Linked DNA regions of Homo sapiens: region 1 is linked to region 2. A link is a loop called in an ENCODE intact Hi-C map of the cell type or tissue named here. Cell type or tissue: GM12878. All regions are shown on one strand. Links, peaks and the distances in the headings refer to the core of each region. The heading gives the core; the rest is flanking DNA.

Region 1 (7,997 bases), core at 2,577-5,076, 93 kb before region 2:
TTAACACTGCTACACATCAACAATAACCAAGCTAAGAATCAAATCAAGAACTCAATCCCTTTTGCAACAGCTACGCAAAAAATAAGATACTTAAGAATATGCCTAACTGGGGAGGTGAAAGATCTCTACAAGGAAAACTACAAAACTGCTGAAAAAAATTATTGATGACATAAACAAATGGAAACACATTTCATGATTATTAATGAGTAGAATCAATATTGTGAAAATGATCATACTGCCAAAAGCAATCTACAGATTCAATGCAATTCCCATAAAAATACCATTATCATTCTCCACAGAAATAGAAAAAAGTCTTAAAATTTATACGGAACCAAAAAAGAGCCTGCATAGCCAAAGCAAGACTAAACAGAAAGAACAAATCTGGAGGCACATTAGCTGACTTCAAACTATGCTAGAAGGCTATAGTTACCAAAACAGAATGGTAATTACAGAAAAATAGGCATGTAGACCAATGGAACAGAATAAAGAACCCATAGATAAAGCCAAATGCTTACAGTCAACTGATCTTCAACAAAGCAAACAAAAATATAAAGTGGGAAAAGGACATCCTACTCAACAAATGGTGCTGGGATAATTGGCAAGCCACATGTAGAAAAATGAAACTGGATCCTCATCTTTCATCTTATACAAAATTCAACTCAAGGTGGGTCAAAGACTTAAATCTGAGACATGAAACCATAAGAATTTTAGATAACATAGGAGAAACTCTTGTAGACATTGGCTTAGGCAAAGAGTTCATGACCAAGAACCCAAAAGCAAATGGAAAAGAACGAATATAGATAGGACTGAATTAAACTAAAAAGCTTCTGCACAGCAAAAGGAATAATCAGCAGAGTAAACAGACAACCCACAGAGTGGGAGAAAATCTTCACAAACTATGAATCTGACAAAGGACTAATATCCAGAATCTACAAGGAACTCTAAACAAATCAGAAAAAAAAAAATCACATCAAAAAGTGGGCTAAGGACATTAATATAAAATTCTCAAAAGAAGATACACAAATGGCCAACAAACGTGAAAAAGTAGTTAACATCGCTAGTTATCAGAGAAATACAAATTAAAACCACTCATTACGAATGAGTGTGAATTAAAACCATTCACAAGTGGTTTTAATCTGTATTTCTCTGACAATTAGTGGTGTTAACCTTACTTCTGTAAGAATGGCCATAATTTAAAAATAAAAAATAACAGATGTTGGTGTGGATATGGTGAAAAGGGAATACATTTACACTGCTGATGGGAATGTAAACTGGTACAACCACTATAGAAAGCAGTATGGAGATTCCTTAAGGAACTAAAGGTAGAACTACCATTTGAACCAGCAATCCCACTACTGGGTATCTACCCAGAGTTATATAGCATGGAATATTATTCAGCCATAAAAAGGATGCAAATAATGACTTTTGCAGCAACCTGGATGGAGTTGAAGACCATTATTCTTTTTTTAAAATTATACTTTAAGTTCTAGGGTTCATGTGAAGACCATTATTCCAAGTGAAATAACTCAGGAATGGAAAACCAAGTATTTTATGTGTTCACTTATAAGTGGGAGCTAAGTTGTGAGGATTCAAAGGCATAAGAAAGATACAATGGACATTGAGGACTTGGGGGAAGGTGAGAGGGTGATAAGACATAAAACATTACACATTGGGTACAGTGTGCACTGCTCGGGTGATGGGTGCAACAAAATCTCAGGAATCACCACTAAAGAACTTATCCATGTAACTAAGAACCACCTATTCCCCAAAAACTATTGAAATAAAATAATTTTTTAAGAAGATCATTTTAAAAGATGATAAAGATAACATGTTTATGCAAAAGAAGGAAGGAAGAATAGTTAGAGCTGATTTCCTGGGTAGACAAAATAAATGGAGTGTATTTTATACATAAGTGGAGGCATTAGCCTGAGATGGGATCATGAACACTTCATTCAAAGTAATAAATCATCACCTGTGAGTAAGGATGGAGAGAAAATATGGAAGATTTGAAAAGGTACTATAACATCCAACAGAGGGAAAGAGTAAATTAACTAGGGAAATATAGTGAAATATAAACTCAAAGAACCCCCTTGAGTTTAGTTAAAGCTAAATAGTTAAAGTTATACCAGACAGCACTCACTATGTGTTTTTCACTAGTCCTGCCTAGTGACACACATAGAAACACAAGAAAGGCAAATATTTGGATGTAATCATGGTTGATATTTTACCTTGGTGGCTAGTTTATTTATTTTTCATTCATATATTTAACTCCTGAGTGCATATTTTCATAGTGCCTACAAAATAATATACATATTTTAAGGGTAAATTACACTGTATTTTTAATTAACTGGCTTTTGGTTTTTTAAGTAATGATTCACTTCAGGGATATTTTGTAGTACATTGTAGCTATATAATGCATTCTGAAGCATAGTGAGCTCTCACCCTTCATTCTTAAGGTTTGAAAGAACTTATATTACTATCATTTTTAATTTTCTCAGCTGAGTCTGCTCTGTTTCCAAGCTACAAATTAAACAGACCAACAACAACAATAACAAACTCAAGGAAGTGAATATTCTTTATTTTCTTAATTGTTTTAAAATAGCCTAAAGTATATTGTGAATACCTATGAAGCTAATATAATTTTATTATCAGGAGAATGAAATGCTTAATCCCAGTAGAACACATTTACCTTCAAATATTCTTAATGACTACCAGATTGCTCTGCTATTCCTTCCTTGCCTAGTGGTAATGGGTTAAAGGCAGTAGGAATTGGCTGTATTCTAATTAGGGAATATCTAGGGGAAATATTCTCAAATACATCAGGACACCAGACATTATTGAGTATTATTGCAACAACTCCTTCAAGAGCAATTGAGATCAAAGAATCTTCAGAGCTCCTTCCTCTTTCACCCATGAGATATTAAAAACCAAGGTACTCTACATTCTTAACTCTGAAGGCCATTTTATAGTTTTAGTTTGAATGTCAATTCATAAAAATATGACAACCAGTTTCTTTGTAACCCTTGGCTTTGCTTAGAAATGTCAAACTGACTTTAGGTGGTTAAACTTACATGGCATATCAATTATACTCAATACATGAATGAATAAGACATCATGATAAGAATTTGAACCCAAATAAAACCCACAAAATTATATTTACAAAAGGAAATACTTACTATATTCACAGTTTCTCAACAATTTTTTTGCCTTACTTTTCTAAAGTTAAAAATTATAGAAACAGACTTCCAGTTGCCAGTTCTACATCTAAGGAGATTGAAAGTTGCCACTTCCATCCTAACAACAATCCTAAAGCTGAAGAGAATGAAAAATCAACCATTCATCTTGTACCCTTAAGAGAAGTGAAGAGACATAAATTGCTGTCCCCAAGATTGTGGAGATGAATACAGGGAGTCAAGGCTTACCAGAACAGAGACTTGTGAGTGAAAACTTACACAAGAACCAACATCAGAATAGGAAAATCTGAACAGTAATTGATGACTCACTAGAGGCTCAGTGTGGGCAAGCTGAAGGTTAAAACTCCAGGGCATCCAGTTATAAAGCAGTCGGTCTCCCACGTTTTGTGAGTTTTATCTCCAGTGGTTTGAGCAGGTTCTTATAGTGAATATAAGAGAAAAATATCTGCATATATCTGGCAAAAGATGAAGAAAAAATAATTTCTAAATTCACCAGAATACTCTATTCTTCTTAACACGGGCTGCACTCAAGAGAAACTGTGAGCTGAGTCTAACCTACTGGGTTTTTTTCAGAACCTGACTGATCTAGGAGAAGTAGCCAACTCTAGCCCATCTCTAGCCACCCAGTTCCACCCAAGGAACAATGTCTGAAAGCACTTGTGAAGTTCACAGTCCAAAGGCCCAGACTCACTAAAAGACTGAAATCTTACCTTGGGACTCTAGAACACTTCCTTTCCCCAACACTTTACCATCGCACTCGCAAAAACCTTTTTACTGCAATTTCTTTCGTCCAGCACATCATGTTTGTCAATCAAGAAAAAATTACATGGCATGCTAAAAGCCAAAAAATGCACTTTGAAGGCATCGGAACTCTACTAAGGTTATGGGAATTATCAGATTGGGAATTTAAACAATGTCAATTAATATGCTGAAGGCTCTAATGGATAAAATAGATGGTATAAAAGAACAGATGTGTAATCTTAGCAGAGAGATTGAAATTCTAAGAACAAACCAAAAAGGAATGCAAGAGATCAAAAACATTGTAACAGAAACAATGTTTTTGATAGGGTTATTAGTAGACTGAACACTGCTAAGGAAAATACCTCTGAGCTTTAGGATATGCATAAAAAAATAAAAACTGAAGAGCAAAGAGAACAATGAAGAATAAAAACCACCAGAATGGAATAACAAAGGGCTGCAGGACAACTACAAAAGGTAGTCATATATGTAATGGGAATACCAGAAGTAGAAGAAAGAGAGAAAAAAAATACAATAATATTTGAGATAATAATAACTGAGAATTTTCCCAAATTACGATCAAACACCAAACCACAAATCCACGAATCTTCGAGTACACAAAGTAGGATAAAAAAAAGAAAACCAAAGCTATACTTAGGAATATCATTTTATAACTACAGAAAATCAAAGGAAAAAAATCCTGAAAAAAGCTAAAGAAACATTACCTGTAAAAGAACAAAGATAAGACTTATATCTGACTGTTCCTCCCAAGCCATGCAAGCAAGAAGAGAATGGAGTAAATTATTTAAAGCATTGAGACAAAGGAAAAAAAATTGAATTCTGTTCCCTGCAACATTATCCTTCAAAAGTAAGTGAGAAATAAAGATTTTCTCAGACAAACAAAAATTGAGGAAATTCATTCCTGTAGATCTGCCTTGCAAGATATGTCAAAAGACATTCTTCAGAGAAAAGGAAAATAGTATAGGTCAGAAATTTTGATCTTCATAAAGAAAAAAACATTGAAGAAATGGGTAAAATAACAAATTTTTACTTTGCCTTATTTTCAATCTTATCTAACACATAGCAGTTTTCTCAAAATAATAAAAGCAACAATGTATTTTTACTAAGCATTTTGTATATATGTACATGTACTAATTTGATTATATATGCTTCCATATATATCATATAAGCATATATAATCATATATATTACATATAACCTTATGTATTTCTATATATAAGTGAAGTAAATGCCATCAGTGATACAAGGGACAGGAGGGAGCAATTAGAATTATTTTATAATTATCAGGTACTCACATTACTTCTAAAGCAGCTTAGTTTATTTCAAAATGAAGTTAGATTTGTTGTAAATATATACTTCAAATTCTAAAGAAAAATTTTAAAAGTATAACTGACATGCTAAGAAAGTAGAAAAATGACATTTTATCAGATGCTCAACTAAAACAGTAAAAGGTAGAAAAAGAGTTGAAGAAAAAATAAAAATGAGAAACTAGAGCAACAAATAGAAAACAGTAATAAATATGGTAGACATAAATTCAAATATATAAGTAATCATTTTGCACACAAATCATCAAAGTATGCCAACTAAAAGATAGCGATTCTGAGTGTGGATCAAAAAATAAGATGCAATATACTGGTGTACAAGAAACTCACTTTAAATACAAAGACAAATGTAAATTAAAGTAAATGGATGAAAAATATATATATACCATGGAAACACTAATCAAAAGAAAGCAAGACTATATTAATTGCTGACACAGGAGTCTTCCAAATAAGTAGAGTAATTAAGGATAAAGATAGACAATGCATAATGAAAAAGGGCTCACTTCTCCAAAAAGATATAATAATCTCAAATGTGTACCTGCCTATTAAGAAAGTATTAAACTATGTAGGGCAAAACCTCATAAACCTTCAAGGAGAAATGGAAGCACGCACTATTATAGTTGGAGACTTCAGTACTCCTCTGTGAGATATGAACAGATCCGGCAGGCTAAAATCAGCAAGAACATAGTTGAACTAAACAACATCATTAATCAACTGTATATAATTGACATCTATAGACTAGCACCCAACAACATCAGAATGCACATTGTACTCAAGCTCACATGGAACGTTCACCATGATACACTATAGTCTGCACCATAAAACATTATGTTTTAGGCATTCACTTCTATTCAGCAAACAGTCACAAAGAAAGTGACCAAATTTCCACCCAATTCAACACTACACACGAAGAATCCACCATTCTAGAGTTTAGATGGCCTCAAGGGAGAACAAATCAGGTCAGGGATAGGATTGGTGGAAACGTTCTTAGGGCTGGCTAGAGTAAGTGTAAACAGGTCAAAAAATAAGTTAAGAAGTTGAAAACCAGAAGTTCAAGGAAGGAATCAGGAGACAAGCAAAGTTAAGAATGCCTAGAGGGCAATTTATTACAGGAAGAAATTTGGTTTCATGGAGCACAGGAGATAAGGTCCATATAGTTAAGCACAAATAGTTCATCTATTCTCCTATGCATTTGTGGAGACAAAGAAGTGATCCTGACCCTAGAAAACAAATCACTTGCCTTCATTTATACATATGATAATTTAGAAGGAAAACTATAATACTAAGTCTTTCCTCATAGTTTGCTCAAAGATTGTAGTTTACTCATTCAAAAATACATGTTGAAATATTTATCATTTACAAGACATGTGGTATCTAGAGACAAGAAAAAGACATGATGTTGTTCATGAAGGAGGTCACCATCTAGGGAGAGATTAGGCTCTCTATGCTAGTACAAAAAGCAAAGCAAAGGTTGATTTTTGGAAATTTTAGAGGGGTAGATATGGGCATTACATAAGTTGATCTCTTAATCAATTGGAGATATTTAACAATAAAATAAGCAGTGTGAAGAGGTTTCTATCTTTGGAAATGTATAAAGGCTACAGTATGCTTTGGAAGGAGCACTTGAAGGTGGAGATGATGACGAATAAACTAAAGAATCACCCATTTCTCTTCCAACATAGACTGCGTGATTCTTTAATTTCCCTCTCCGTTTTGTTTTACCAGTGTCTAAGAATCTCAAGAAACACTGATTAATCGCTTACAGCAAATCTAAAATTACCTCTCAGAAGAATTATTTAATAAGCAATATCTAGACATAAGTGACTCTCATTTATAAACCAAATTTCTTTGCTTAAAAAACACTCAAACCTTAGAGAATAAGAATGTAAAGCTGAAAACACAAAACAGAAACATGCCTAAATTATAAAGCATCTTGTTTGGCATATTTTAAATTCCATTCTTTGATGGATAGATAGATAATAGATAGATAGATACATAGATACATAGATAGATTAGATGATAGATAGATAGATAGACATCTTCTTTATATAGATTTTACATTCATCCCATCAGGCTCTATAATATGGTAGACTTACTTAACAGGACTTTTTTTCTGTATTTTGCTTTGCCTACTCTATTGTATTTAATCCTTGTTTTAAAATCATGCAGATGAGATAAACATTTATCTTTTTTTCCCTAAATGTGAAACTACTCAGAATTATGCTTAGTTTATCAATATATGTAATGCCTTATAATTGTTCCTCTTAACTTTTGATAAAGGAAAGCTGCTCAGGCAGGTGATAAACATTTTGCTGGAAAATGTCCTTGTCTAATAGCATATATAAAGAAAGTACATCTTTCACAAAAGAAAATACAAAAAACTAGAATATGTGGTTAAATAAACTCATCTTGGGAGTTCTTTACTGTTCAGTTAAGAACATTAGGTTAAATTCCTTAGTTCTAGTCATTACAGTTTAATCTGTCCTGATTTAATCTTATTTAAGCTAAAGAGCATCACTAAATGCCACAGTTCCTTACTTATGCCAGACATTAATATTATGAAAAAAATTAGAAGAGATTGTTTTTTCTGTATTGAATTTTTTTAATCTTTATGAGCTAAAATTTATTCTGAGAATGAAAGATGATTATGCTTGGATAGTCTGAGTCCAGGCAGTCAACTCCACTTCTCGCCACTTGCTGTTCATCATCTAATATTGTTGCA
Region 2 (7,997 bases), core at 2,653-5,152:
GGCACCCTTTAGTCTTTTACAACATTTTGCAAAACAATGTAGATAAACAAAAGGCTAATCTACAATCAGAGGAACAAAGGTTACAGCTGCCTGTCACATGACTAAGGGCCCATAATCACATTCCTTTAAGGCTCAAAATAGTTTAAATTTCCAATAGCTTTTATTTTGAATTACTTATTCATAAACTCCCTTTTGATCTTTCATGACTAATTGATCTGTCTCTGGAAACACTTCCGTAAATCAAAAATAAAATTTTAAGCCCCTCAACTGACTGAATGGATCTCACTCTGAGCCAAGCAAACCCAAGGAAACCTGAAAAGGTAGGTCAGGCCATGACAGAAAAGAGAGGGTCAGACATGCTTCTTTCTACTCGCTTCCTTTTGGAGTTCAGGTGCAACTGATCAGCATTAACATTAAAACAGAGATCTTAAGACTGACAAAACAGACTCTTTGTATCAATAAGATATCTAATTCCAACCTGACTCTAGTCTGACATCACATGACACATAAAGAAGGAAATCAAAATATTTTACCTCAAATATGTTTATTTGCCATATTTTCAAATGGTCCTGCAAAACTGTCTTCTGTGGGGGGAAATATGCATCTGTAAAGAATCTATATTAACGTAAATAGATCTCTCCCATTCCAGGCCTTCCCAACTGTGAAGAGACTAACTGAGAGTATGGCACCTCTTAAAGGTCTAAATAGATCATCTATTGTCTCTAAGGTTGGTCCTCTATGAGACTTCATCTATGTAATAAGAACCTTGATCTCCACAATGCCTTATCTTTTGACAGACACTCCTTTCTATTGATTCCAGGTCTTTAGGTAATAACTTAACTCTCAACCCATTGCAGGTCAGGAAATCTTTGAATCTACCTATGACCTGTAAGCACCTCAGAACCTGTGCTTCGAGTTGTCCCACCTTTCTGGGCTGAACCAATATATACCTCACATGTATTGATTGGTGAATTACATCTCTCTAAAATGTATAAAACCAAGCTGTAACCCAACCATTTTGGGCACATGGTGTCAGGAGCTCTTGAGACTGTGCCTTGGCCCGTGGTCACTCACATTTATCTCAGAATAAACCTCTTTAAATATTTTACAAAGTTTGGCTTTTTTCATCAACATTTCTCACACAGACTTACACCCACTTTAAGACTTGCCTGTGGTTTCCTCTCATCAGTTTCATCAGGAAATCAATCACCTGCCTCTGCTTTTCTCCCTCTCTCTGCCCTATTTCAGCTTTCTCTCTCAGTCCATCTCTAGCATCTTTTGGTTCATTTTATGACTTTAATTGTGGCTTCTTAGTGTTAGATCTAGTACTACATCTGCAGATAGGTAAGAGGGAGCTATATATTTTGAAGTGACAGCTAAAAGGAAAGCCAGCATCTTTCACCACCACATCTCTTCAAAATCTTAGAAAATTTCCATAATTTCCAATTAAGCCTGCTTTCCTCAAGCTCTTGCACTTATGAAAATTAAATTATTTAACTTTATAGTATTGTTCTATTCTACTTCAACATGTTAAATATTTTATTTCAAATGAGTATGCTATTGCAGCTATATTATATAGTAAACAATCATATTTAGACTAGTGAACACCCATAATCATTGATGAGATTTCATTTGCATATATTCAGATTCTTTCTGATAAAACAAATTTTAGCAAGTTAGTGGTAGGGACCAAGGAAAAATATCCATGTCCCCCTCTGCAGTTTTGCTGACAACCAGTTGACAAAAGGCAAATTAATAGGGGAAAAGGCATACAAAATTTATTTTAATGTGCATTGCATGGGGAGAATCACAGGGTAAGATAATGATTACCCAATAAGCAAATGGAGTATAAAAGCTTATATACCCTTCCTCATAGGGGATGGAAGATGGGGAATGTAGACAACTCTTTGAGGAGCAGTGAATGATTATTAGGGACAATGAGTAGGCCCAGGGTACAGAAATTAACTTGTAAATGATTCTCTTTGAAATTCGAATGAGCCTGAGAGGCAGGCACTATCTTGTAACAGGTCCATCCAGGTGTGGTTGTATTCCTCAGTTGTCTGAGATAGATAATGAGATTTCAGGGAGGACAAGGAAGGCAATTGTGTTTGTTCTGGGGGATTTCCAGGTAGAAAAGGGAACTGAAGAGAACAGCCTCATTCTGTGCTTTGAAAGAGACAAAGGGTTAAGAGAAGGGGAAGTAATCCGAGAGACCTGAAGTTGCCAGTTTCGTTCAGCCATATTGATGGCAGCAGCAGCCTATCTGGAGGAGCTGCTGTGAAGAGGCTGGCTGCAGCCAGTGAGCTGCGGCTGGGTCGTGTGCTCTGGGTCCAGAGGGAGCCAGGAAGAGGCAGGAGCCCTGCCCCCTTACCGAGTTGACAGGGCAGGAGCCCCATGCTCCCACGCCAGCCACAACCACCCAGCCATGTCTCCAGACCTCAGCATCCCTGTTTTCTCCGGGGCCCAGGAAGCCCCCCAGCCCCTGCAAGCTCAAAAGTGCCTGCTCCCACTCCCCGGCCTCTCCCTGCTCCCAGTGTCCACTTTGATTTTGGAGCAAAGTTGTGGTCAAGTCCGGGCACTGTTGCAAGCTTGCTGAGTGTGTGCATGCTCAGGGCAGTGCTGACACAGCAGCCCCCCTTGCCACCTGGGCCCCCACAGGACTTTGGTCACTGACTAGTGCAGAAGGGAGGCCTGGGGGCACTAAGGGCAGCTCTGCATGGGGCTGCAGGTGTCCCTTGGTGCAAACAGCCTGGGTGCCATGAATGGCATGTTTATAGCTGGAGGCAGACAGGTTCCTGGGTGGAAAGGGGCGGGTCCCTGGTGAAACCCCACTTTCAAGCCAGGGCCAGCCTGAAGCCTGTGGGCTGGACTGCTAGTTCTGGGTGAAATCTGTGACCTGGACTGAGAAATTATGGTGCTTTTTCTGGGCCCACCCATGGCTACCCATGGACCAATCAGCACACACTTTCTCCCTTCTGAGCCCATAAAAAGAACAGACTGAGTCAGACTCAGACAGATGTGAGGACCACCAGATGCGGGAAAGAACTACCCACTTCAGGTCTCTTTGACTCACCAGGACTACCAGCAGCAGGAGGGAGCTACCCATGTCGGGTCTCCTTGACTCATCAGGACAACCTGCCTATGGAAAGGAGCTATCCACTGTCAGTCTCCTCTGCTGAGAGCTGGACACTCGGGATGACATGCCTGCGGTACCCACTTTGGGTCTCCTGAGAGCTGTCGCTCAATGAAGCTTCTCTCCACCTTACTCACTCTCCAGTTGTCTGTGTACGTCATTCTTCCTGGATGCAGGACAAGAACATGGGACCTGCTGAATGGCGTGACTGAAAAGGCTGTAACACAAACAGGGCTGAAACTTTGCCCTCAACCCCCTGGCCCAACACACTGTGGGCAATGAGAAGGAGAGAAGAGCTGCTGCCCTTCAAGGGACCTCAGACCTAGGGGCTCCCCAAGACAGGGCTGTGACATCCTCTTTGTGGCTCTGTCGTTCCTGGCATCTCCAAGCTTCTGGGTGCCACTGCATTCCCCTCATCCAGACGTGGATGCCCACAGTGGAAGCCTCGTGTAGTACATCTGGTTCAGCTGCAGCCTCTGTCAGCAGCTGTGCGGGTGCCTGGAACTGCCCACCCTGTTGCAGCTGGCACACCTGGCTTTGCACAGTGGCTGGACCCTGAGCTTGTGCACACACCCCTCACTGTTCTGTGCCTGGCTTGCCATTGGGAGGCATGGGATCTGGGCCAGCAGCACAAGCCAACCACAGCCTGCCAGGCCGAGTGGGCGGAACAAGCCCAATGGGCGCAAGCAATACTCATGCAGAAGATGCCACGGGTCACAAAGGTTTTGGGCTGGCAGAGCAATACTCCAAGGATCTCATGACAATATTTTGGGGTAAAATATTTTGGTTTCTTTTATAGCCAATCTATTAGTATTTGAGAAAAATGCCTGATTTCAGTGACTTAGATATTATGCTCCCATTACCTTCCATTTTCTTTACCTTTTCTTGTTTAGGCAAGTGACTTAAATGCTCTAGGCCTCCATTTCTTGAGCTGTAAAATAAGTGTCTGAAGAAGCTTATCTAAATAATGTGATGTTATATTATGTTATGACAGGGTCTGACTGCCACACTCAGGCTAGATGGCAGTGGCACAACCATGGCTCACTGAAGCCTCAACTTCCCAGACTCAGGTGATTCTCCCACCTCAGTCTCCTGAGTAGCTGGGACTGCAGGTGCGCACCACCACACCTGGCTATTTTTGTATTTTTTGTAGAGACAGGGTTTTGCCATGTTGCCCAGGCTGGTCTTGAATTCCTGGGCACAAGTGATCTGCCCACCTTGACCTCCCAAAATGCTGGAATTACAGGTGTGAGTCACCATGCCCAGCCTAAAGAATGTCATTTCTAATGACAAAAAAAACAGACTTATTTTTCTCCCCCATCTATCAAGAGATATTTTTAAAATCATGTAAATTTTTAATACATTTGATAAAACACCATCAAGCTTCTACAACTGTCTCATCCCATTTATAGGCTCCATGAGGGAATGCATAAATTATCTTAATATTAAAAAAATGCACAATTATGAACAAAATACAAAATATTTTACCCCAAAGTATATGTCTCAGCATATTTCAAGATGGCTATTCAAAGGGGTTGCAAACACAAGAATAGCTGAAAGGCTGTCTATTTGTGGGGCAGATTTGTATCTGCAGAGGAAATTTACATTAGTAAAGTGAAATAAACAGCAGAGGCGAACAGGCCTTTTATGAACACTCCTCTCCTTAGATCTTGGAATAATTATCTCACAGGAAAAGGAGACTAGGGGTCTGACAAAGAAACTTGTACCATAGGCAACCACATACTCTTTGAGAGCTGCTACCTGTCAAGTTTCATCTGTATAACAAGACCACCTTTGCTCCATGCCTTTCCTTCTCTCTCCCTCCCATAAACTGTCCTGCAGTGCTTCAAGCCCCTATTCTTTCTGTGACCTAAGGACAGTATAAAACCTTGAGCCATCTGGCACTTTCATTAAGTTTTCATATTTTGCAGGACTCTTGTGCACATGATAAATGTGTGTGCTTTTTTTCTGCTAATCTGTCTATTATCAGTTTGCTTTATAGACTCAAATTATCAATGCTTCAGAAGGAAGGAAAGGAAATTATCTTCCCCCTTACAGTTAGAAAGTTGGAGTTACACAGGATGAAAAGGGCTAATGTGCAGAATGATTACTATTATTAATGATACTGTAATATATACTGAAAATTTGCTAAGACAGTAGATTTTAGGTTCTTTTGCCATGAGCATACAAAATGGTAACCGTATAAGGAATGAAAATGTTAGTTGCTTTACTGCAATAATCATTACATTAAGTATATGTATATTAAAACATCGTATTTTACACTTTAAATATGTACAATAAAAAAGATTTTTAAAATGCCACCTTTGGCCAGGTGCTGTGCCTCATGCCTGTAATCTCAGCACTTTGGGAGGCCCACGCTGGTGGATCACCTGAGGTCAGGACTTCAAGACCAGCCTGACCAACATGGCAAAACCCCATCTCTACTAAAAGTAGACACAAAAAAATTAGCCGGGCATGGTGGTGTATGCCTTAATCCCAGCTACTCGGGAGGCTGAAGCAGGAGAATCACTTGAACACGGGAGGCAGAGGTTGCAGTGACTCAAGATTGCACCACTGAACTCCAGCCTGGGTGACAGAGTGGGACTCCACCTCAAAAAAACAAAACAAAACTATAATGGTAAACATTAAATAGAAAATGTTTTTAATGGCGCAATATTAAAAGATTTTCCCCCTAAAACTCTCAAACTATTTTGAAATATAATGTCAAAATAACCTGAAAAATAACTTTCCAAAAAGTTCATTTTAATTAACATCAACCCAGAAGCCAAAGGGTTCTTGTATCCTGGAACATTTTTCAAAAAGAAAAGAAAAAGAACTCATAATTCTGACATCTTTCTTTTACTATTTATGAAACTTAAATTTAATGTCAAAACTTACATAAAGTTCAATTGAGATAATATCAGGAGCAAAAGTTGCAAAAACTATAATAAACCGAAAGAACAATCACAATATAAGCCAATATTGTTTAAAGTCTGTGTGCCAAGAAATATATTACATATATTACTTACTTCTGTCATGTACCTTTAAAGAAAAAACTCTAATTTGTCCAAAATCACACTATTAGTAAAAACAAAGGATAACCTCTGTCTCACTCTGACTTTCCTAATCTCCGTGCTTGCCACCTGACTGAGCTTCATTTTCTCTGTTTACAAGAGTGACCACCCAATAATTAGTTAGTATATCTACAAAAATATTTGACATATTTAGTGGAAGATATTATTTTATTATCATCTCCAGAGTAACACACATTTCAGGCTTCCTCCCAAATCCCCTCATCTGGCATTTCCTGAGCTACAAACCCATAAAAAAGGTTTAGTATGTTACTTTGGATATTCTAATGTTCAACCAAATTCAGGAACCATTGAACTAGATTTAAAGCTTTTTTCAATAGGAAAACAGCATCAATTTTAGGAAAACTGTGTTAAAAGAAAACCTTCAGACAAATTAAATCTAACAGAGTTTAACTGAGTAAAGAATGATTTGTAAATTGGGCAGGCCCCAGAATCACAGCAGATTCAGATACTCCAGCTTGGTCAGCTGCGTGGAGGAAGATTTATAAACAGAAAAAGGAAAGTGGTGTACAGAAGACAGAACTGAGGAGTAGAGACAGCTGGGTCAGTTCTAGCTCAGTGTTTGTTTGCCTTATTTGAACATGGTTTGAACAGTTGTCCATCCTTGATTGGCTGAACGTCAGTGATTGGCACAAGAGTAGAGTACAGTATGTTAACACATCCAGTTAGTTTGTGGTTCACTACCTATAGAGAAGCCTTTATGCTACACTTAAAATATGCAAGGAAGGAGCTTTAGGCTAAACTTAACAATTGTATAATAGCTTAATACCCAGAGAACAGTTATATAACAGCACTGAAATATTTGCAGTCAGGAGAGGATTTTGAATTTGCAATTTGGGATTTATAAGATTTGAAGTTTTAAACAAGACTAGCCTTAACTTCTGTTATTATTTGAGGATTATATCAAATTAATTAATTCAAGAAACTATGCATGGTTTCCATAGTAGACTCTATGTTTAATGACTCTCAATTAATTATCTGTGGTCATTAAAGTTCCAAGTTAAAGCTTTCCGTCAAGAATTAGTTTGTCATCAAAAGAAGATTAACCTTATGAGTAACTATAACAAGGTAATGATATCCAGATTAGAAGGTCTGGACATTACACAGATGCTACTTTGTCAAAAAAGTTTATTACAGTCCATGTGCATTTATACTTCTTTAGATAAATTCTAAATATTTCTGCCATAAATTGAGATAATATAAAGAACCTAGAAAAAATTTCCTAAATCACAAAATTCTCTGAAAATACACATTCTTAAAATATACCAAAATGTGTATATGATTTCTGTGGTAGACTTTAAGACTATTAACAAATATTTTGCTTCTTCTCCTGAGCACATGGCAGAATTAAACTTTTTGTATGCACTTGAATTTTGGCATAGCCATGTGACTCTCTTTGTCCCATGAAGATGTGAGCAGGAGTGTTGTGTATCACTACCAGAAGAAAGCCTTAAGAACCAGTGTATCTGTATTACATTTTATTTTTCTCTGACATGCAACTTGAAATGTTTCAGATGATGGTTACATTGTCCTTGGTCCTGGAATAAGAAGGACATGAAGGAAGCTCACAGGTAGCTTAGGATGGACATGCTATGTGGGCAAGAAATAAGCCTTTGCTACTTTAAGTCCCTAAGTTGTAGAGATTGTTCATTATCACAGCATTACCTCACTTATTATGTCTGACTTATTTGCAAATCAGAAGCTCTTATGCCTTTTCTTAAAATATATGCCAATACCAAAATGGCCCTTTTAAAATTGAGTTTGTAATTTAA

The links. Peaks named below come from ENCODE experiments on the same cell type or tissue, not always from the same donor. Only the 100,000 strongest peaks of a DNase experiment are listed, where the experiment ranks them.
Region 1: a loop joins it to region 2, with 2.4 times the contacts of the local background. A loop is called at or near these places in 1 of 110 quality-filtered maps.

What each region holds. Positions count from the first base shown.
Region 1 is chr10:53,053,026-53,061,022 of GRCh38, reverse strand. No RefSeq gene overlaps it. Among named protein-coding and RNA genes, the nearest start is that of LINC02672, 27 kb to the right of the region's middle. In GM12878, for the core only: no CTCF peak of the experiment used is centred there; no DNase peak of the experiment used is centred there.
Region 2 is chr10:52,960,318-52,968,314 of GRCh38, reverse strand. LOC105378308 (a long non-coding RNA gene) reads left to right here and starts at 3,015. Exons shown (of 4, transcript XR_945968.3): 1 at 3,015-3,906. RefSeq lists enhancers at 1-298, 1,696-2,220, 1,973-2,322, 3,271-3,796. In GM12878, for the core only: a CTCF peak has its summit at 4,137; no DNase peak of the experiment used is centred there; H3K27ac peaks cover 621 bases.